3 separate regions of the Mus musculus genome follow, and all the other regions are linked to region 1. Evidence: chromatin loops called from intact Hi-C (ENCODE). Cell type or tissue: heart. All regions are shown on one strand.

Evidence for each region. Hi-C counts contacts between places; a loop is a spot of excess contacts. Peaks named below come from ENCODE experiments on the same cell type or tissue, not always from the same donor. Only the 100,000 strongest peaks of a DNase experiment are listed, where the experiment ranks them.
Region 2: a loop joins it to region 1, with 2.3 times the contacts of the local background. A loop is called at or near these places in 5 of 42 quality-filtered maps.
Region 3: a loop joins it to region 1, with 4 times the contacts of the local background. A loop is called at or near these places in 3 of 42 quality-filtered maps.

What each region holds. Positions count from the first base shown.
Region 1 is chr16:13,155,868-13,163,867 of GRCm38, reverse strand. It overlaps Gm32596 (a long non-coding RNA gene), which reads left to right and starts at 4,573. Exons shown (of 3, transcript XR_384684.2): 1 at 4,573-4,662; 2 at 4,771-4,862. In heart, CTCF peaks have their summits at 1,515 (motif pointing left), 3,348, 3,551 and 5,515 (motif pointing right); DNase peaks (open chromatin) are centred at 3,467 and 4,187; H3K4me3 peaks cover 1,173 bases; H3K27ac peaks cover 2,092 bases.
Region 2 is chr16:13,212,223-13,220,222 of GRCm38, reverse strand. No RefSeq gene overlaps it. Among named protein-coding and RNA genes, the nearest start is that of Mrtfb, 40 kb to the left of the region's middle. In heart, a CTCF peak has its summit at 3,397; DNase peaks (open chromatin) are centred at 3,512 and 3,922.
Region 3 is chr16:13,229,654-13,237,653 of GRCm38, reverse strand. No RefSeq gene overlaps it. Among named protein-coding and RNA genes, the nearest start is that of Mrtfb, 23 kb to the left of the region's middle. In heart, no CTCF peak of the experiment used is centred here; DNase peaks (open chromatin) are centred at 4,003 and 4,563; H3K27ac peaks cover 829 bases.

The DNA.
Region 1 (8,000 bases):
GATAAGTGAATATTAGCCCAAAAGTTCAGAATACCCAAGACTCAATTCACAGACTATATGAAGCCTAAGAAGAAGGAAGACCAAAGTGTGGATGCTTCAGTGCTTCTTAGAAGGGGAAACAAAATACTCACAGGAGGAAATATGGAGAGAAAGTGAAGAAAAGCCATCCAGAGACTATCCCACCTGGGAATTCATCCCATCTACAGTCACCAAACCTGGATGGTATTTGGATGCTGGGAAGTGCGTGCTGACAGTAGCCTGATATGGCTGTCTTCTGAGAGGCTCTGCCAGAGCCTGACAAATACAGAGGCAGATGCTTGCAGCCAACCATTGGACTGAGCTGGGGGTCCCTGATGGAAGAGTTGGAGAAGGGACTGAAGGAGCTGAGGGGGTTTACAGCCCCACGGAGGGAGCAACACTGTCAACTGGCCAGACTCCCTTGAGGTCTCGGGAACTGGACCACCAACCAAAGAGTACACATGGAGGGACCCATGGCTCCGGCCACATATGTGGCAGAGGATGGCCTTGTTGGACATCATTGGGAGGGTGTGCGATGCTCCATTGTAGGGGAATGCCAGAGCAGGAAGATAGGAGTGGGTGGACAAGGGAGCACCCTCATAGAGGCAGGGGGATGGAGGATGGGTTAGGGGGTTTCTGAAGGGGAAACCTGGAAAAGAGAAAACATTTGAAATGTAAATAAAGAAAATCACCAATAAAACATAAAAAATAAAATTAAAAAAGAAAAGACAGTTTGGAGCCCCCTACCAACAAAATCATAACGATGATTTCCAGAACTCTGAGGAGTACATTTCAAGAGCACACCTGGGAATCTTCTTTTCTTTTACAAAAATTCCCTTCCATCTTAAAACCCCTCTCTACTACCCACAAGAGAAACCAGTGGATATCTGAGACCTGGACAGCTCCTTTACTCTCCCACCAGTCAGGACACACATCTTTGCTCTTTTATTCCTACAAGGAATTAAATGTAAAATGAGGCCTAATTGGTGAGCAATATCTAAGCAATGACATTTGAAGTTGACTTCTGGCATCCACTGACAGGTGTAAACACACACACACACTAAACACTTGCAAAAACAGATCTGAAAAATGTGAAATGCTTTATGACACATGTCAATCCAATGAGTAATTCGAATTTGGGGCTGTTTTGGGGGATGAAGGATGTAGCTAGCCACTGTGTGAGAGGTTAATTCCTATGTCAAGGGCACACTTTCAAAGTTTGTATAAAATCTGGACACAGACACATACATAAAACTATACACAAAACCACACACACACACACACACACACACACACACACACACACACACACACACAGAGCAACAGTGACAGAGATTTGAAGACAAGCCACTTACATCGGGCTAAAGATGTCTCTGAAGTTAAAAGCATGCACTGTTCTTGCTAAGGAGTTTGGGTTCCCAGCATCCATATCTTGGCACTCACAACCTCCTGTAACTTCACCTTCAGGGCTCTGACTCCCTCTTCTGGCCTCCTAGGCACCTATACTCACATATCCCCACATAGATACACATATGCATGATTAAAAATAAATTGAGTCTTTTTTCTAAATGTGCATATATGTTAAAAGACAGCCATAGGAACAGATAGGGGCTGCATGAGAATTGGGAGAGGGGGAGGAAAAGATGGGGAGATGAAGGAAATAATCAAGCCTTTGGGGTAAGGTGAGCCGTCAAATGAAAGCAGGAAAGCCCCGTCTCAGGTTAGCCAGCAGAGCAGGTGTCCCCAAGAAAATATCTATTTAGAAAAAAGGGAAAAGTCTCTTTACTATCTATTGAGGGTGTTTTAGAAGTCAGAAAAGCCCTACATAGTTTTTAGAAGCTCATAAGCAAGGCCATGTGTAGAAACATGCTCATATTTTTCCAATCAAAGATATTTACATGAAAAATAAATCTGGGCCACCCTGCCTCTGAGGCTGTATACTTTTGATTAACTCCACCTGACTAGATGCCTTTTTTTTTCCATTTTAAGTGTACATGTGCTCATTTCCCCCTAATTTAATCAGCTTGCTGGTGTACACACCTCCAAGTGTTTAGTAATTTCATGCGTGTGTTTTGCAAGCACAGGTGACAGCAGCCCTCAAGTGCACTCAGGCTGTAGACTTGACTCAACTTGCTTTCACTGGCTCAAGAATGGGCTTCTCTGTCCTGTGGCTGCCTGGGGTGGGGAGGGGGCGGGGTACAACTCAAGGTGCCTCGGTTTTCCATTGCTACCTAAGGTTTCTACCCACGTCTTCTCCTGAGCCATTGCCAATCCTTGCTCACCTGATCCCCTGGCTTCCACTCCCTCCAGGCCTGTGAACAGGCCGCTGAGTAGTAGAAGTGAGTGGCGCTTGCAGTGGCAGACACTCTGGAGGGCAAGGTGTGACACTCAGCCCTCTGTGGTGTGGTCCCTTTACACTGGTCTTTTTATGTGTCTTCACTAAATATAAGTAACAAATCCTTAGACATGGACAAGTAAGGAGCCCCCAGGAGATCACAACGAATATAGTGTTGGACAGCTGGTTTTTTTTTCCTCCACTAAAGTGTCTGTCTGCCTGTCTGTCGTCTATCTGAACCACTGGGTCATGGCATGCCAAGAAAGCACTTCCTAAGTTACATATTCACAACCCTCTTTACCTTTCCTTTCGGGATAGTCTCACCAAGTTGCCCAGGTTGGCCCTAAACTTACTTTACAGCCCAGTTACTTTTCATTTTTCCTTAGTGGCTGGAATTGCAGGTCTGTGTCATCAGGCTTGGCTAACTATATTTCTTCTTTAAAAACAAACAAACAAACAAACGAACATTAAAGTTTAGTGTGGCAGTTCACTTTTATCTTAGCACTCAGGAGGCTGCTGTAGGGAGATTTTGCCTTTGACACTAGCTTGGGTTGTCTCAAAAACAAAACCAGTACAATTGGAACAAAAATCACTGGTCGGGTTTCTATGCTGTAAGGTGCACACAGGTAGGCACGGCTGCTGGTTTTGGGTGCGTGTGTCGTAGAACCGCTGCCACTAAGGTCACAAACCTTTTTATTTTTTAATTTTTATTTATTTATTTATTTATTTATTTATTTATCTATCTATTTTTACCTATTCTTGGTGTCTTTGCGGAGGTGGCCAATTTTTATCTTCAATCGGGAAGCTTCTTGGTTTTGACGGATTCGACTTCTAGAAGCCTAGGGTTTAACGTGGGGTTTCCGGCAATCTTAAGAAATTCATACCACTTCCCCTAAATATATTTCTCCCTCAAGGGGGAAAATGCTCTCTGACCGACCAGACTCCGGACTTCTGGTCTGACTCAGGCTTGTCCCGGGGCGTGCTGGGGCTCCGATGAGAAGCAGCGACTATTCTCTCCGTTTGTTCATGAGTCATGCTGCAAGTCAGGAATCTTCCCCACCCCCACCCCGCCTTCCCTGCTTTCCCATGTCATGCTTAGGCAAGAACCAGCAGAGGCAGATACTCCCTATTCAAAGCGTCTCCGTCCTTAGTCCAGTACCACAGCGTAGTGTAAGACGCGCGACTCAACGGGGACCCCTACTGTCGAGACCCGGAAGGACAGCGTGGGCGCGGAGGTTTGCTTGGAGCACACCCCAAAGGCAGTGTCGGTTCCCGCCCACCCTCGCCGCAAAAGTACCTGCACATTTCTGTTCGCTTTGTTTTAGTCAGTGAAAATGCTGGGTTTCATCACGTCGTTTTCATACATATCATAATCCTTTGCTCACAGTCACTCTCAATTGCCTTCTTGTGTCTGTCTCTCCTTTTCCCTGCCGCAGGTCTTCTTCCTCATCTACTGCCATGCCACATATATTTATAGTTTAATTAATTCTTTTTTAAAAAAAGAAGTCCAGATTCCTCAATGAGACAAAAAGTAATATTTGTCTCAGGCCGGCTTCTTTAAAAAAAAAAAAATCCCCCCCCCCCACAAAAAAAAAAACCCCTTGACTGTCTACAGTTCCACCCATCTCTCTGAACTGACCCAAGTCTTCTTGTCACAATACACTAATGGGGCTGATGGCAGACCCTGGCTCTTGCTAATAGTGTTGCGATAACCGTGGGTGTGCAGTGACCTATTGGGTGCTGCTCCAGGCAGGAAGCCACAGAGCAGCAGCTGGATCCTCAGTACAGTCCCACACTCATTTGCCCCACCCTCATCTCATCTATTAGTGACAAGAATGTGGTCTGAGTCTCAAGTTTTCAGCCTCTGTCAGCACTGGAGCAATTAATCATACTCGCTTCCGGGATGAACCTTCCCCAAGCTATCAGCCTCCCCTAAGGGAGAGCTTTAGGCTGTGAGCCAGAGGTTTTCAGGACCGTGAGGACTGAGAAGACCCAGCTTAAAAAAGCCCAAGCTGCAACTTCTTAACCAGTGCTTTGGGGGCCCTGATCCCAAATTTCCCTTCCACGGGTCCTGATGGGAGTTTGTGGATGCTTCAACTAGGATGAGTGTCACGGCCATGTCAACCTGAGATTCATCTGCTGTGTGGATGTGTCGAAGCACAGGGCTCTGTTTTGAGACCCAGTCACCATAGCAACCCAGCTGCCCCAGTTACAGTGCTCTCAGCACCACCAAAATAACAATCCTCTCCAAGCTGCTGAATGTCGACTTTCAGCTCCAGGTGACAGTAACCAGCACACATTTTGATTTCGTAAGTTTTTGGAAGGAGGTTTTAAGTAATAATAATAAGCCTCTGAAGCTGGGTTACGTATGTAAAGGGGCTCTAGGCTGATCCTTTGTTATCTTCCAACACCCACAGACCACAGAGCCAAACAGCAATGCTGTTACAAAGCAGCAGGAAGAAGAAAGGAGCTCGCTGTGATTTCCTGGGGCTTGACACTTCCCTCCCAGGTTAGGGGTAAACACGAGAACATAAATGATGGCAACCCAGACAGGTTTTCTGTAGGTGTGACAAGCTAGAAAAGCAAAATCCATCTTTATTTTTCCTCTTCCCAACCCCATTCTCAACACATTTATTCAGTGGTGTGTGTGTGTGCGCGTGCGTGCGCGTGCGTGTGCGTGCGTGCGTGTGTGTGCGTGCGTGTGCGTGTGCGTGTGTGTGTGTGTGCATGTCTGTGCGTGCTTGTATCATTGAGTTCAAGCCATGGTGTACATGTGGGGTTTAGAGAACAACTTGTAGGAGCTACTTCTTCCCTTCTACCATGTGGGGCATGGTGACTGAATTCAGGCCATCAGACTTACCTGAAAGCATCCTTACCCACTGAACCATCTCAGTGGTCCAGCATCTTCTTTCCTTTAGTCAGCTCTGCTCCGCCTTCATTCATCTTGGTCACCTGCTAGCGAGACTACCTTCTCTCTGATGCTAGCTGACTTGACTCTTCCTGGCCTTCACCCTTTCCAGCTTCACAGCCTCCCAGGCTGTCCCCCCTGGATTCTCCACACCTGTCACCCACAGTGACCTTCTCTGGTTGCAGTGTAAGCTGACCAGCACTCCCTGCTGACTAGGTACATCACAGGTGCTAGCTGGTTCCGTTTCTCCACCTCCTCTAGATGGAGCCATTTTCTAAAGTTCTATTGTTCCTCAGAGGCCCTCAGCATTGCTTTAATGCCAGCATCTACTACATCTCCATAATACACTGTCTCCTGTCTCTGACTTACAATCAAATAATTAATTTAGAGCTATCTTTCCCCTGGGGGGAAAAAGACCCTTTCCAGACTTGCTTTAATTTTGTTAGATATTCTTATCATCTCTTGAGTCCAGGCTTAAAACTGGACATCACTTAGATTTAGTCTTTCCCTAGGCATTTTGCTGCACAGACTGCGTGTGCGCGTGTGCGTGCACATGCACATGTGAGGTCACAGAGCAGGACATCATCAGGTGTCTTCTCCTGTGCTCTCAATGCCTGAGGTGGCACCTGTCACTGAGCTTCACCTCTGTGCTGTATATTGCCTGACTTCTTACGTGGGTACTTGGGATTTGAACTCAGGACATCTCTTGTAGAGCAAGCTTCCCTCCCCAGCGCGTGATGCTTCTTCAGTTTATGTCCCTTTTTTTCCATTTCTGAAGCCTCAATTCAGTTGTGACCCTCATTTCCCATTGCTGGGGCTGTTACAGTGATTCTGGACATGGCTTCTGTCCCACCTCCCACTCTTGCAGGGTAGCCAGAAAGCATAGCCATTTCCCAGCTCAGTTGCTCTGGGTTGGCTGGCCCCGCGTGGATGCCGTGGATGCCCCTGTGTGGGTGTAACTTCCTCCTCTGATCTCTGGAGCCCTTTCATCTCTCCTGTGGCCTTTTCTGCCTTTGAATTCTCTTTGCTGCAGGACTGAGTGAGGCTTATGACCTGGACTGTGACACATCAGAAACAGACTTGCCCTGTCACACTTCCCATGCTCTCTCCTCAGCAGCCGCTGCGTGCAGCTCTGCCCAGAGATAAAGCTGCACAGGGAGCCAGTCCCTGACTAATCAAGAGCTACTCTCTCGCTGACAGATTCTGGAGGCAAAATAAACCCTTTCCTCCCCAACTTGCTTCTTGGTCATGATGTTTGTGCAGGAATAGAAACCCTGACTAAGACAACCAGTATGAAGTGTCCTTCCTTGTCCTTTTTGATAACTTTAGGTTGAAAGTTGATTGTATTCGATATTAGAATGGCTACTCCAGCTTGTTTCTTGGGACCATTTGCTTGGAAAATTGTTTTCAGCCATTTACTCTGAGGTAGTGTCTGTCTTTATCACTGAGGTGGGTTTCCTGCATGCAGCAAAATGTTGAGTCCTATTTACGTATCCAGTCTGTTAGTCTATGTCTTTTTTAGGGACTTGAGTCGATTAGTGTTAAGAGATATTAAGAAATAGTGATTATTGCTTCCTGTTATTTTTGTTGTTAGAGGTGGAATTATGTTTGTGTGGCTATCTTCTTTTGGGTTTGTTGAAAGATTACTTTCATGTTTTCTCTAGGGTGTAGTTTCCCTCCTCGTGTTGGTGTTTGCCATCTATTATCCTTTTAAGGGATGAATTTTAGGAAAGATATTGTGTAAATTTGGTTTTGTCATGGAATATCTTGGTTTCTCTGTCTACAGTAACTGAGTTTTTCTGGGTATAGCAGCCTGGGCTGGCATTTGTGTTCTCTTAGGGTCTGTATGACATCTGCCCATAGATGTATGATCTTCTAGCCTTCATAGTCTCTGGTGAGAAGTCTGGTGTAATTCTGATAAGTCTGCCTTTATATGTTACTTGACCTTTTTCTCTTACTGCTTTTAATATTCTTTCTTTGTTTAGTGCATTTGGTGTTTTGATTATTATGTAACTGGAGGAATTTCTTTTCTGGTAAAATCTATTTGGAGTTCTGTAGGCTTTTTGTATGTTCATGGGCATCTCTTTCTTTAGGTTAGGGAAGTTTTCTTCTATAATTTTGTTGAAGGTATTTACTGGCCCTTTAAGTTGGGAATCTTCACTCTCTTCTATGCCTATTATCCTTAGGTTTGGCTTTCTCATTGTGTCCTGGATTTCCTGGAAGTTTTGGGTTAGGAGCTTTTTGCATTTTCTTTGACTGTTGTGTCAATGTTTTCTATGGTATCTTTTGTACCTGAGATTCTCTCTTCTCTCTCTTGTATTCTGTTGGTGATGCTTGCATCTATGACTCCTGATCTCTTTCCTAAGTCTTCTAACTCCAGGGTTGTCTCCCTTTGTGATTTCTTTATTGTTTCTATTTCCATTTTTAGATCTTGGATGGTTTTGTTCATTTCCTTTGCCTGTTTGATTATGTTTTCTGTAATTCTTTAAGGAATTTTTGTGTTTCCTCTTTAAGAGCTTCTACCTGTTTACCTGTGTTATCCTGTATTTATGTCCTTCTTCAAGTCTTCTATCACCATCATGAGAAGTGATTTTAGATTCGAATCTTGCTTTTCTGGTGTGATGGTGTATACAGGACTTGCTATGGTGAGAGAACTGGGTTCTGATGATGCCAAGCAATCTTGGTTTCTGTTTCTTATGTTCTTACACTTACCTCTTGATATCTGATTATCTCTAGTGC
Region 2 (8,000 bases), 56 kb before region 1:
CTTTATATTTTTGTCTGTAGGAGGCTGGGTTGTCTGTCTGTCTGTGGGAGGTTGGGTTGTCTGTCTGTCTGTAGGAGGCTGGGTTGTCTGTCTGTCTGTGGGAGGCTGGGTTGTCTGTCTGTCTGTAGGAGGCTGGGTTGTCTGTCTGTCTGTAGGAGGCTGGGTTGTCTTGCTTCATGAACATGGTATTCATCTCTGCTTAGTGCCCTGAGTCTCACCAGTGTTGATAGTTTTCATTTTATTGGCTGTATTAGCTTTATTAGGTTTACACCTTAAGGTCTTGAGTGATTATAAATGACATTATAATTTTCCTTTTGGACTTAATTGCTTATTGATTGCAAAGGCAGATCACTTTGACACAATTGAATTTTGTGTATCGATCCTGTATCTTGCGGTGTCCAGTGACACTTGTCTGTTCCAGGAATTGTTTCTTATTTTCAAGGTTTCTCATTGCTCTTCTGGGAATCCTCAGCTCTGTTCCTCAGCCTTACAGATCTCTCTGTCTCTGCTCTAGGACACTTGAACTTCTTGCACCTGCCCAGCCTGACAAGGAGGAGCAAGGAGCCTAAAGACATACCTTAGGGCTTTTACCTACTTGCAGTCAGACCGGGGCAAGCATTACATGAAGGCTTTCAAGGCCTTCCTGGTTCTGTATGTGGTCTTAGTTCATGTAAGGTACCTGCTGGGCCTGTAACACAAAGGGACCGAGACTGAAGGGTGTGACCGTGAAGGTCGGCTTCATTTCTTTGTGGCTTCTGTCTGAGTTTGCTTTATGCTGCTGTGATAAACACTGACTTAAAAAAAAAAAAAACTGAAAAAAACCAAAAAGGTTTATTTGGTTCACACTTTCCGGTCACAGTCCATCTCTGAGGGAGGTGAGGAGAGGAACCCAAGAACTGAAGCAGAAAGCCGCAGAGGAAGGCTGCTTCCTGTCTGGTTCCTCGTGCCTTGCTCAAACAACTTTCTCATACAGCCCAGGACCACCTGCCCCATGGGTTGCACTTCCCACAGTAGGTTGCCCCCTCCCTTGCCAATCAGCAATCAAAAAAACAATGTCTCACAGCCACGCTCACAGGCCACCTTGATTAAGGAAGTTTCCCTATTGAGACTCCCTTAGATCAAGCTGGATTGTGGTGCATAGACAGCCAAGGGAAAGGAGCTGTGCACTGTTCCAGGCCAGCCTACAGCATTGATGATCAAGTTCTCTGAATTATATTTTTACACGTTAAGACATGATCTTTTATATTGCAATCTCATGAACATTCCAGAAAAGGAACAACTGATTAATCCCATGTACATAACTGGATTCAAATTCTAAAGCCACTGGGTGACCCTGAAAAAGTTCCTAACTTCTCTGTGGCCCACCTTTCTCGTCTATAAAAAGGATGGCAACAGTACTCACATCAGAATGCAAAACAGGGCTTACAAAACATAGCAAATTTTATATTCTTTTAAAAAATTGTAAAGTGCAGGGGCTACTGAGATGGTGGCTTAATGGGAAAAGAGCTTAAGTTTGTGTTCTCTGCACCTGTGTAAAAAGCCAGGCGTGGCAGCATGCTTCTCCAGGCCTGAGAGACCAGACAGGTACATCCCTGGGGCTCCCTGACTGACCTGCCAGTCTAGGCTAGGCAGCAAGCGCCAGGTGAGAGATCCTGTCTCTAAAAACAAGGTAGAGAAGAGACCTGATGTCGACCTCTGGCCTCCATTTCCATCTGTGCAAGTAAACTTACATGCATACACAACTCACATACACACCTCCATGAGTCGGCTCACATGCACAGATTTTTTTAACACCTTGTAAAATACAAATAAAATTATGAAAAATATGGAATTAAAAACAGACACAGGTTCCATGTTTGCTTCTCGCAACACACGTGAGGATCACTGGTCTCTGATGCGGTGGGGATTCAGGCCATTTCATTTTGTGCTCATGGAGAACATGGCCGTGGCCATCCTTCCTTCTCCCTGACTTCTTGGACACACACATCTAGAGTATGTTCTGAGAAGCGAGACTGCTGGGTCAGGGGATGTGCTCCTTCCTGCCCACACTGCACTCGGGCAGGACATATCCATTTACAGGTCTGGGCATCTCCACTTCTCCACACCCACAGCAACACTTGATACGGTCAGCCCTCAGCCCTCTGAGGAAGGAACAAGTAGGGAGCACGGACAGCATCCTGAGGAGACACCCTTCATCCTCAGTGAGTCCATGAGCTCATGAAATAAGTTCTTCGTGACTTAAGTAATGCATGGTGAGTTGTGAGCAACTCCTTTCCCCCTGGGAGCTCTAGAGGTCTTCTGTCTATTATGGAAGGGAAATACACCTGCTAACACAGATACTCAGAATCATGATTGTTAGTGTAAGCAGGTCTGCAAAGGCCTGGGGGAGAAACAATGCAGCTGTTGATGGTCACAGAGCAGCAGCTGTCAGACAGATTTCTAAACACTGTGCTTATGGAAGCTCACTTACTCTGGGTAAGAGCCATGGAGTGGATGTTACTCTTCTTTGTTTTTAATATACTGATTTATTTATCTGATCACTCATTCATTCATTCATCCATTCATTCATCAGACATAGGCTTTCCTCAAACGCGATATACAGCTGTGGATGGAGGATAGCCTTGAATTTCTCATCCTCCTGCTCATACCTCCAAGTTCTGAGATTATAGGTATGGAACACAGCACTCACTTTCTGGTTTGCTGGGGACTGATGCCAGGGCTAGACATGTGATGGACGAGCACTCTACCAACTGAGCTACATTGTCTGCCCCAGCCTTTATTATTTATTCTTTATTTTATGGATGAATCTGAAATGCAGAGTAATAATTTGCCCAGGGCCACAAATAAATAGAGGGATTAGGAATGAAGCCCAAGGAACTTGCTTCAGAGCCTATGCCACTAACCAGGTCTGCTGTAGCTACTTCCTTCTGCTAGTAGAGAGTTCTCCAGGGTGGCAGAGAGAGAACTCAAGTGCTCCAAGTACCCTGTGGCACAGAGCAGCAGCAGTGACATGCGTGTCTGTTGACCTGATGTCTCCCTTTTCCACATGTAGGTTTATATAAGCTGAAAGTGTAAGACTGGGTGGTGACAAGGTTCTGAAGTCCCATCTCCCAGTCCTCATCAATGGACACAGACATAGGGACCCGGGCAGTTAACAGCCACACTCTCAGTTACAGTACAGAGCAGCAGTGCAAATCTATTCTGACATTTTGCCTCCTTCCTGGGTGTGGTAGGCATAGGAAGAGGTACCCCAAATATGAACATATTTTAATTTCTGGAACCTAGAAGTTGTATGTCCATGGCAAACAGTTTGCAGTATGGTTAAGGTTATAGATCCTGAAGAGATTGCCCTTCTGGGACAGTAGACTCCCAGGAGCTCCTGCAAAGCAGAGAATGTCCGCTAGGGTGTAGGTCAGTGCTAGAGTGGTGATTTAGCACACATGGGACTTTAGACACTCTCAAAAATAAAACAAGGCCCCCAAAGCAGAGAACGTTCTGGGACTGGAGCCAGAGAGGTTAGGTTGAAGGGCTTGGAGTGAGTGGCAGTCCTTGAGCTCTTGTTGCAGAGTTTACTGGGAGAACATGGGAAGCAATGGAGCAGCCTGTTAGAATGGAGGAGACCAGGAGACTGGTCTTCAGCTGCCAGCCGGTCCTAATCCTACAGCCTCAATCACTCAGGGAACTCAGCCTGCAACCAATGACCTCAGATGCAGGCCATCTCTAGAGCTTCCCCAAAGGAGTGCAGGCTCATGAGACTCTAAACAGGTGACTCTGTTGTCCTGGATTTCTGGCCTCCAAAAATATGACATCATAGATGTGTGTGGATTTATGCTGCTAAACATGTGGTAATGTGCTATGGCAGCAAATAGGAAATGAAAAATCCCTTGTTGCTGTTCAGCATGGCAGGTGACTGGCAGGGTCTGAAGGCCACAGACGCTTGGCAGGGCTTGATCTAAAAATATCCCCTTCCCTGGCCTGCCAAACCCACTGATATTTCCACTGTTAGAGCCACATCTTGAAAGTGAAGCATTTTCTCTAAAGGTCTTGATGCTAAACTCAGACACAATCTGAAGTGAGAGCCTGGGAGATGGTGTAGCGGGTAAAGAGGATCACTGCGAAGCCTCAAGACCTGAGATTAATCCCTGGGACCTACGTGGTGGAAGGAGAGAATTGACTTCCTCAAGTTGTCTTCTGACCTCCACATGTGCATAGTGGTACACACACTCATATACACACACACATGCACATGCATTCACACACACTGTGTCTTAGTTACTTTTCTAATATCATGACAAAACACCATGAACATCATGGCAGGGAACATGGCAGCAAACAGGCATGGTTCTGGAGCAGTAGCTAAGAGCTTACATGTTAAGACAATGAGGGAGATGGGGGAGGAGGGGGAGAGAGAAAGGGAGGGAGGGAGGGAGGGAGGGAGAGAGGGAGAGGGAAAGGAGGAGGAAGAGAGGAAGAGGGGGCAGAGGAGAGGAAGTGGGGGAGGGGGAGGGGGGAGGGGGAGGGGGAGGGAGAGGTAGAGGAGAGTTTGGAATGGCTTTTTGAAATTTCCCAGCCCTCTCCCAGTGACACGTATCTGCCAGTGGCATCATACCCATTAATCTTTCCCAACAGTTCTACCAACTGGGGACCAAGCATTTAAATATACAAGCTTATGGGGGTCATTCACATTCAAACCACCAACCAACAAAATAGAAAGTTTAAAAAGTGATCTGAGGTGAAAGAAAATAACATAGAACAGTATGTTGTTTGGGGGTTGTCTGGGTCCTAGTCTGGGCCTTCTGCCCTCAAGCCACCATCCTCAATAGGACCAACTACACAGACAAGTGTTAGCAAGGCTTATTCAATGTGGCCACATCAGGCAGAGAGAGGGACAGAGGATTCCCCAGTCCGTCTTTGGAGTCCTTGAATGAAGATTAGGTTGAAGTAGAGGGCTAGATTTCTGCATAGCTCAGCAGTATTGGTCAAGGTACAGTCCTCCCTGCTGCTATTGACAGAGCAGGCTCCAGGGGCTTTGACAGGTTGTTAGAACAGTGTGACATCTCTTTTTGAGATGTCTGTCTAAGAGACAAGTACCCCTTACAGCTGGCACTGGGAGCCCAGCATTTTGTTTCTCCCAGTGTGAGAGTCTATCATTTTGGAGCCTGTTGCTTCAGTAGTCTGATAGACAGAGGGAGGGACACAAGTGTCTGTCTTAGAATATCTCGATCCTGCCTGGATAGAGATGTTTCCCACCACAGACCACAGACTATGGAGATTTAAGACTTCTAGACAGATACGGGAAGCTCTAGATAGGCAAGGGAAGTGGAAAGGCCTGAACAGAGTGGAGGAACCAAAGCCCTCTGGAAGAGGGAAGAACAGAAATGTGTTCACTTTTGTGATTTTGTCAGGAACTGTCATTGCTACCACAGTATGGACTGAGAAGAAAACAGATTTGCTTTGGAGACAGTGGAAGGGGCAGGGACAGCAACACATCCTCTAGAGCCAACGGTGAGCAATGTAAATGCCCTGAAGGCCAGGCCATCCAGCACTAGAATGAGTAGTAGTCATCATGTTCTCCATGTGTATGTGAATCCACGAATGCACGGAGAGTGTGTGTGTTCATGAGTGCATGAGCACATGTGTGTAGAGGCTGGAGGATGACCTTTGTGCCCTTCCTCCAGTGTCTTTCACCTTTCCTGTTTCTTGAGACAGGGTCTCTTACTGGCCTGGAGTTTGCCAAGTGGGTAGACTGGTGGCTGCTGAACTGGGACCCAACTGTCTCCTCCTCCCCTACACTGGGATTACAACAGCTTACCACCGTGCCAGGCTTTTTTCCCTTTCAGTGTTGGAAACTGAACCCAGGACCCCAGGTATGCTAGACAAGGGCTCTACCACTGAGCTGCATCTCCAGTGAATGCCTGGCTTTGGAGAACGTGGGTTCTTGGGGATTGAACTCTGGTCCTCATGGTTGTCAGGCAAGCACTATTGCTGCCTGACATTTCCAGCTATCTCTCCAGTCCTGTGCAGGCTCGTAGGAGCCTGTATCCTGTTCCCCCAACACCTTTCTTCTTTATTCCGTGAGGTAAGCACCTACGTCACACACTCTGCACGCTGTATGTGCTGTCTCACCACAGGCCCAGAAACAAGACAGCAAGAGCTGTCCACTGAAACCCGTGAAACCACGAACTAATGCGCAGCTCACTTTTTAAATTGTTTGCATCAGGTATTATGTCACAGTAGTGTAAGAATGTTAACAAAATTATCAATAGCATTTGCTTCTAAAAGGTGTAATACGTAGCTCACAAGGCTCATCTGCAAGTGAAGGGTGGGACAATGTTAGGTACAGAATTGCTAAGGTTGAAGGGAATAAACAACGAAGCTAACATAACCAATAAGGGTATGAAGCTCCTATGAGGCTAACGGTGTTACCATATGCTGCTTCGTCTCAGACCCACACCAGCCCAGGCTTTGCATAAGCCTACAGTGTTGGGTGTCATTATTTGTGTGTATGTGTGTGTGTGTGTGGGGGGTCCCTGCAAGCACCACAGCCAACAGAAAAATGATCTGTATCGGGCAAGAAGGAAATCTGGTTCAACACAACTTAGTTAGCTGGTGCTAGTTCAAACGTCTAGATTCTGTCACCAGACAGATTATTTCAGACATATTAAAGAACAGTAAAACATTGGGGGAAAAGTTCTGGTGACAGTGATCTCAATAAAGCTTAAGGCTGACTACATGAAAAAACTTGCAAAGTACACAGAGCCTCTTCCATAAGAATGCGTTCTATAGCCTAAGGGTGAGGGGAGAATCTGGGGTCGTCTAGGTCGTCCCAGAGGTTGCCAAGCTTTTACAAAGTATATGTGACATCTCCCTTAGGTCTTGGTTCTAGTGACTAAGAAACAAAACTGAAGATAAAGGTCTAGACAGGGAAAGTCTGGGGATTCAGATGTAGCCAGGCCTTACAGATAGCACGGACACTGGGGCTAATAACATTCATTGCCTGCTTCCTGGTGTGAAACAGGAATACATCCTTCCTGTTGAAGAGACAAGCTTGTGTGCTCAACATTCTTGGTTCCCTAGTGTTCATCTGGGAGCAGAGGATCCCATGGCCTCTACACTTATTCTCTTCTTATATGTTGGGAAATACAAGTACAGATCGGTTTAAGTTCCAGTGACTGGGAAGGGTGGAGGCGGGATTTACAATAAGCAATTTAGTCTGTATCCCCTGTTCTTTAGCAGAGCTAGTCAGGAGACCTTTGGACTCTAGGCAGTTAATGGCTTCTGGAGGCCGGTCATTTCCTTCAGGGATGTCGTCCCTGACAATTTCCCAAGTCCCAGTGAACACCCACCTGCACCCCATGTCTCATGCAAGCAGCACTAATCAAATTCAGAAGATAAAAACCAAAGGGCATGGCAGTGGGAGAGAAACTTGTTGGGAGGAAAGGGTTTGGGGTATGTGAGAGGTTGACAGGGATTAAAAGAACTAAACTCACTATGTACATGCATAAAGCCATCGAAGCATTAAAAACTCAAAGACAGAAACAAAAATCTGCAATTGTCAGACTCTATTTTGCGACACACACACGGAATTTATTTACACACTGAAATGAGAAATAAAGAAATGGCATCAATGGTGGGCATGAGGAAATGGCTCTTTGGGTGAGGTGCTTGCACTCCAAGCCTGAGGACCTGAGTTCCATCCTCAGTGCTGACGTAGAAAGCCAGCTGCAGTATTGTGCTTGTAACCCCAGAGCTGAGGAAGTTCAGACAGGCACATCACTGGGCTATCTGGACAGCAAGTCTAGCCTTGTCCTTGGGCACCAAGTCCCACTGCCTCATAAAACAATATGACTGGCTATTGAAGAAAAATACAATGCTTGAGGTTGGCTTCCAGTCTCTCACACATTCTTCTGCACCCATGTACATTTGTGTCCTACCTGTGTCCCATAGATGACTGGATTTCATACACTGGGGAAGGACTATTAACTAGGACTGAGGGTGAG
Region 3 (8,000 bases), 74 kb before region 1:
TGCTCACTTCACACACAAAGTTCTGAGTTAGACACCCTGTGGTACAGAAACCAAGTGTGGTGACAGATGCCTGTCTCAACACCAGAAGTGAAGGTAGGAGGAACACTTTGGGTAAGTTTGGCACTCTGAATGAAAATGGCCCCCATAGGCTTTAGATAGTGGCACTATTAAGAGGTGTGACCTCGTTAGAGGAAATGTGTCATGGAGGGGAGGGGCTTTGAGGTTTCAGAAGCTCAAGCCAGGCTCAGTGTCTATATCTCTCTTCCTGCTGCCTCTGGATTGTGATGTATACTTCTCGGCTCCTTCTTTAGCACCATGTTTGCCTGCATGCTACCATGCTTCCCACCATGATGATAATAATGAACTAAATCTCTGAAACTGTAAGCCAGCCCCAGTGAAGTATTTTCCATTATAAGAGTTGCTATGGTCTCTCTTCACAGTAATGAAACCCTAACTAAAACAGGTACATAGCAAGTTTGAGGTCAGCCTAAGATAACATGAGAACTTGTCTTAAAGCAAACAAGACAAGAACCCACTACACTTTGGTGATGCTGAAGACTTCTAGTCTTCCCTCCATAATCTGCAACCAAGTCAGCAGCAGCGCAAGCTTTCAGGCCCCGTTGGGTTAATATCTGCAGTTCTCCAAAACATACTCAGTAGCTGGCACAATGCTGATGTCACTTCAGCTGTGGTTAAGATCAAGGGCTGGGTACCTACTTGGTAGCACTCATTCACATTTGGACTAGTGAGATAGCTCACTGAGAAAGGTATCTGCTGCCAAATGATACCTGATGACCCAAATTTGATCCCCAGATTCCACAGTGAAAGGAGAGAGCCACCTCTGAACATTGTCTTCTGACCACCAAACATGCACCAATGCACACACATGTCCTAAATAAATAAATAAATAAATACTCATTTTTATTTAGTCGAGTGCCAAGAAGCATAACTGCCCACATAATGCTGGCACTCAGATGTTATTAGCATCTAGATGCAGGTGTTAGTGATCTAGTGGCATGTTTTCATTTATTTCCCATAGGCCCATGAGATAAAGATTAATGTTATCCCCAATATGCAGCTGGCTACACTGAGGTTCAGACAGTTTGAGTTGCCAAAGGTCATACAGCTTCCAGCTGGGAGGTGTTGAGTGATTTCAGAACTCATCCTCTTCTGACCCCTCTGGTCTTTTCTATTTGCAAATTCTCTCTCCATTCCCTTGACCCTGCCGCATGCTAGGGTAGCAGGCTAGGTTTTCAGATGCCGACCACCACAGCCACATGTTCTCTTATTAGCTGCCTCCTTTCCTGGAGTCACTTGCTCTCTGACCTGGAACTCACTGATTGGCAAGGCTAGCTGCCACCTGTCTCTGCCTCCTCATCATTGAGATTATAAGTATGCACCACTGCCTTTGGTTCTTGGATCAAACTCAAGTCCTCATGCAAGCAAGGCAAGTACTGACCGAGCCATCTCCCTAGCCCACCTCTCTCTCCACTCTTAAGGCTAGGGCTTCACTGCACAGTGGAACTCAGCATGTAGAAGAAGGAGGGAGAGGCTGGAAGCAATCACTCGGAGTGAACTTGTTGGGGCAGGATTGTTAGTGGAGTGTGGAAATCCAACAGCTGAGAAGATTTTACATCATTGCCCATGTGAGATTCTGGAAGGACATAAAACTCAAATAAACTGGTAAACAACACATTTAGGTGTGGGGGATTCTTAGATCATCCATCTAGAAGTTTCTGGAAGGTTCTATGTATCCTGTGGAGGGATAGAGACAAGAGGAAGTAAGACTAGTGGGAGTCATTGTAGGAGGGTATGAGGGTAGCTCTGAGTCAGGAGAGATGACCAGAAGCAAAAAGGATTGTTCTCAGAGAACAAGCAGGGTTGGTCACAGGTTGGTCAGCGGGGAGCTGCTTTTGGTGGTTGGAACTGAATGCTTACTACCCAGGACTCCCAAAATTACAGGATCAACAACCGTAGTCTTCTGGGAAAGTGACCTGACCATGGACAAAAAAGGCCCAGCCATGGGGCCCAACAGAGCAATATCATGACACAGCAAACTCCTTTCCATACTTATCCATCCTCCCATGGTGTTGTGAGACAGAGGAGGTGGATGGAATTCTGAGATGATGGAGGTGAAGTTCCAATACCTTTTGGCTAATGGTCAGTGATGGGTAGAGCCTGAGAAGGGGTGGTGTGGTATCAAAGTGTTGGGCCTCATTCCACCAGATACTGAGGCCTAGTGAGGAAGTCTGAGTCTTTGCTTGAGTTTAGAGACCTGTCTTGCTCACTTCCATATTGGAGAGATTCAGCACTTTCTGCTTAAGCCTGCCTTTGCCTAGCTACCACTGATGTAGAATAACTTTATTGGCTCTGTCAGTCATCCCATACCCTCTGTCACTCTTCCCCAACCCCTATGTCATCTCACCTCACCAAAAATCCCCACCTCCTTCCTCAACCCTATATAAACAAAAGACTGATAAAATAAAATGAATTCCTGCTCTGACAGACTCCTGGCCTGGGTGTGTTTGTTTTGGGCCATGACACTCACCATCCCACTCAGCCCCAGAGAGACTGGACCCAGTTTTCTCCTCTCTCCTGGACCTGCCAGCAGAGAGGTTTGGGGCACCACTTTGTTTCACATACCTCAGCTGCAAAGTGGGAGAGAGTGCTCATCCTTTGACCCATGGTGGCTTCCTATTTCTGAGTTTGCAGATAAGCACAAAGGAAAGTTTCATGAAGACTATAGGCCATCCCCATTATAGCTTGAATATGGTATGCACACCATTGTCTTGCTTAGTTCCTAGATGCTGGTCCTAGTTTGTGAAGTTCTGGAAATATTAGAAGGCAGGTGTCTAGCTAGATAAGAAGCAGGCAGTCACTAGGGGTGTGTCTTTGGGGACTCAATCTTGCCCAAGGCTATATTCTTCCCTGTTTTGCCTCCTGCCACAAGGAGACACCCCATTCCTCCTTCCATGACATTCGGTAGAACCAAACACCATTGACTGAAACTTCCAGTCAAAATAAATCTCTCAGGGGTTTGTTTACAGTGTTCCAAATTCTGACAAACACAGTCCATGCACTTCAGCGTCCTTCCTTTAACACGAGAACAAAATTCATCTCATAGCTTTATGAAGGCAGATGAGCATCAGAGTCTCATTAGGACTCTGGCATGAGGAAGCCAATGCAGAAGGCCAATTGCTAGGCACAGGGCCTCAGAACATGTCTCCATCTCTGCTGTCTTCCCACGAACACTGTCATGGGAAATACCTGAAGCCACCTGGGACCTAGGTTTATCTTGTTACTAGATGGACCCTGACACTTTGTAGGTTGATTGAATGAGTGAATAAATAAATGAATAGATAAGGACCTAGTCAGCAGTCATGGACAACAAATGGCGTCTCTCAAGGCTCCGAATGCTCTTGGTGAGATTGCCTAAATAGCAGAAGGAAACATTGTTTTTTCAATCTCAATTTAGATGTCTCCTCCTCTAGAAAGCCTTTCCTGATGCTCACAGTTGGGTCTAAGTGTCTGCATTGTAATCAATAAACTATAATCACTTCAGCATGGTTTACACTGGGAAGATTGTCTGAAACAGAAGGTCTGGGCAAAGGTGGCATTCAGGAAGTTGGAGGGACTTACATTGTTTTTGTTGTTGTGCTGAGATTGAACTCATGACCTTGTGCATCCGAAGGACATGCTTTGCCACTGAGAGACAACCTCAGTCCTAGGAACCACTTCTTGAATGCTTCAAGGTCACCAGCAGGGCACTGACCATCTCAGGTGCCCAGGGTGGCCTCTGTCCATGTGTAGCCAAGGTGAGATGCTCAGTCCTTCTGCCTTATTTTCACATCTTTCTTTTCTAGACTGACTGACCTAGATTCTTGAGGTTTTGGAAGAATGGGAAATGCTGGAAGTTGGGATGGTCTGGGTGGCTCGGTGGGTGGGACAATAGAACAATGATGGACTGCTTGTTAGCAGCTGGCATTTGCTCTGAAAGCCAGACACAATGTGTTCCCTGTCAGAGGAACACAGCGCCAGGACCACCCGAGGAGAGACACCGCTTCTGGCCTCCGAGTGGGGCGTGTTCACCTTACACTCCACAGGCTTCATCTGCTCCTTGATTTGGAACAAATGGTGTAGTAAAGCTTGTGCTACTGAGCCCATGGGACTTCTGGAGGGGAGGATTCGGAAAACCAAGGAAAATGCCTCACCATCTCTGTAGCACATAGAGGAGTGTGTGGAGTGAGTGGCCCTTGTGTGGACGATACCATAGGAACATCAGTTCCCACAGCCAAGAGGGAAGGAAGGCCAACACCTGTGGCACATCAATTTAGAAAATAAAGTAAAAGCAGCTTTTGCTTTGTTCAAGGAGCCCTGGGGGCCTCTCATGGGATCTGACTCCTTTGTAGACCTTTCCTGACTGAGTCTTGTGCTGCCTGTAAATTTGACCCTCTCCATGGCCAGGGGCCTCAAGAACTTGGAGGCTTACCGGAGCAAACAACTTAGCAAAAACAATCTGTCCCATAAACAAAGCCAGTGGAAGGCGTCCAGCCACACACAATGGAGCTATAATCTTCTGGGCACACATTTCCCGTCCGGGGTATTTGCTTCCTTCTAGGTGAAGACAGAGCCACTTGGCCTCGGAGTCCAGGAACAACAGGACTGTGCACATCCCCCACTCGTCTGGAGTGTGTGCAGCAGCTTTCAGAAGCAGACCCAGTCTCTCTTCCCTCCTTTCTCTTCATAGAGAAGCACGGAAAGCCCAAAGGCAGGGCGACATGTTGGGAAGGGTACCATTACCACACCACCTCTCCTTGGCTCTGCCACTGTCTCACCCTGGGCTTTCACATGAAGATTCTAACTTTCCAGAGCTGCAAGTTTCTTCATCTAAGTGGGGCAGTGTATAGATGGCCAACTTCCCTGGAACTTAGGGAAGTATAAAATACAGATATTGGTTGGCCATTGTCAAAAACAATGACGGGGTGCCGGGGGGGGGGGGGGGAAGTATCATTAAGTACATGAAAAAAAAAAAAAAACCTGCAACTCTCCAAGATAGGGTTTCATGTGTCCCAGGCTGGCTCTGAACTTCTGATCCTCCTGCCTCTACCTCAGGAGTGCAGGGATTGTAGGTGTGAGCCACCACCACACTTTATTTGTGCGGTTCTGGGGTTCAAATCCAGTGCCTCGTGCACGTTAGGCAGGCTTGCTACTAACTAAGCCACATCCTAGACTGGACACTAGAAGTCCTGTCCCATTGTTGATGAGAATGTAAACAAACGCAGTGCTGTAGAAAACAGTATTGGATGTTGTCAAGAAATTAAAAATAGAATTACTGCGGAAGCCAGCAACCCCCTTCTGGATATACGTATACAAAACAATTGAAAGAAGTTTGTGCACCTGTGTTCATGGAACCATTGTTTACAGTAGGCTACACAATGCCCGTCTGTAGATACACGGAAGTGCAGCAGGTGCCTCCAGAGAAGAACTCCTGTTCCATCCTACAGCCTGCATGGAGTCTGAGGACACTGCAGGTGCAAAATGCAAATATAGATTGCACGCTAGTGCTTACGTGAGGTTTCTAAAGCTGGGCTCACACAGCAGAAAGCATTGTGGCTATGGGGGCTTAGGGAGATTTGTGTTCTTTTTCAAACGTACTTAAACATAATTAATGGCTGGCTGTGTGGTTTAGTTGGGTGGTTTGATTGTACACTAAGTGTCGTGTTCTGTCTCCAACATTGTATAAACTTGGTGTGGTGGCACATATCTGTAATCTTAACATTCAGGTAATGGAGAACCAGAATTTCAAGGTCATTTCTGCTATCTATTGAGTAAATGGACAGAGACTCTGACTGAAAAAAAAAAAAGAATGAAATACCATTTCTCTACCTATCAGATTGTCAAAAAATGAGCCAGTTGTCATGGTGCATACCTGTAATTCTATAATTCAGGAATTTGAGGTAAGAAGAATGCGAGTTTGAAACAAGGCCTGGCTACACAGCAAGACCCTCAGACCCTCTCCAAACAATAAAAAAATACAAAAGCAAAAGGACTTCAAAGCAAACAACAACAAAAACAAAGGATGTGTGAAAATTAAAATATGTAGCAATGTACAGCACCAGTGACTAGTGATGCTGTAGAGAGACTGTCTTACAGAGAACGGGAATGGAAATCACTATTTCAAAGGGCAATTGGACCTGTCTATCGAAAGAGAATACATATATGCTACAACTCAGAACGTTCTTTTCATTATTTGTCCTAGGATATGTTCAAGAAATTCCAACAGGAATTTACAAGAATTTCATTGGCAGACAGCGATAGAACAAGGCAGACCGATCACTTGGAATCTATCAGGTTTTATGTGTTGTAAAGACACTGAAGGAAGATCTCCAAAGGTCAATTCACATGGATATGGTGACTAAGGTTGTCTCTCTGGGGTGGGGATGGCTTCTTGAGATGCTCTGTATGTTGCATTCCTATGTATGTGTGTGGGCCCTGAGAGCAGCATCAGGCACTGTTCCTTGGGAGCTACTCACGGTGTTTTGAGACAGGGTCTCTCATTGGCCTGGAACTCACCTACTTAGGCCACAGTAGCTGGCCAGAGAGTCACAGGGATCCCCCTGTCTTTGCCTTCCTAGCACTTGGATTTTAAGTGCACATCACCATACCTGGCTTCTCTTTGTACACGAGTCCCAGTACAGCCACCACTCCATTGAACACAATGGCACAATGTGGGAATTGTCCCCTTCTGAAAACTAGATGGGCATTCCAATATCTTACCATAGACTTCAGTGGCACAGCTGAGACAGACCCAAGCCCAGTGGGCACACCTCTTCGACATATGGGCTCTATTTGGCTGTAATAGCTTTTAGTTATTGTTGCTTTGAAAATCCCCTTTTTTTTTTTGCAAACTTTAAAATGTTAGGGCACTTTACATTTTAGCCCACTTTCTGGAGTTTCCAGGAAAAAAAAAAAGGCAAGATAATTAACTTCTTGGATAAATGGAGGGGCAGTTGCTGCTAAACTCTACATAGTATTGTAGGTGTGGGTCTTGCCCAAAGTGTCAGATGGTGGGAGTGGTGCTGATCAGTTTCACACTGTATAATAGAATGCTAGAGGCCAGAGAATTTATCAAACACAGCAATTTGTTTGGCATACAGTTCCACAGGCCCACTTCTTGTGATGGGTCCTTGCTTTGTGTTGTTCTATGGGAAGGAGAGAAGAGCTTGTGCTCCAGAGAGGGGAAACCCACCCTTGTGTCAACAGTTGGCTTCCTTGATCAGTGTGTGAGTGACCGATCTACCTGCAGAGACAACTAAAGGGAGGGAATATTTTGGGGGGCTCACATTTTTATAGAAGGAAAGGCAATGTGGACTAGTACAACCTGTGGCAGGGGTGTGTGGCAGGAGCTCTTTATATCATGGTGCACCAGGAAATGGAGAGCCCAGAGAGCAATCAGGTCAGACAGAACCTTCAAAGGCCTGTTCCTAGTGACCCACTTCCTCCAGCTTGTTCATCCCCTAAAAGCTCCATAGTCCCCAACACAGTGCCACCATATAGGGAACAAGCTCTGGAGACATGAGCAGCAGGGGAGGGACATCTCATATCAAGCCTGACACCTGCCAACACACTCCGTGATCACACCTCCCTGAAGAACTTCAGAAGACCACTTCACTGAGAATTATGTTTGGGAACTTGTGCAAAGAAGCAGTAATAAAATGACCAAAGCATGATATAAGCTCTCCAGGGATCAACCAATACCTGGTAGAGGAGGGGGCATTTTCCAGGCTGGACTCAGGTGTAGGTAGAAAGGGATCATGATGGATCGCACCTTTATCACTCAGGGTCTGTTTCAGAACCTGTGGTTACAAAAATCAAATTGTGAGATCTTCCCATCTTCTGAGGTCTTCTTCAATTTCTTTCTTCAGGGACTTGAAGTTCTTGTCATACAGATCTCTCACTTACTTGGTTAGAGTCACACCAAGATATTTTATATTATTTGT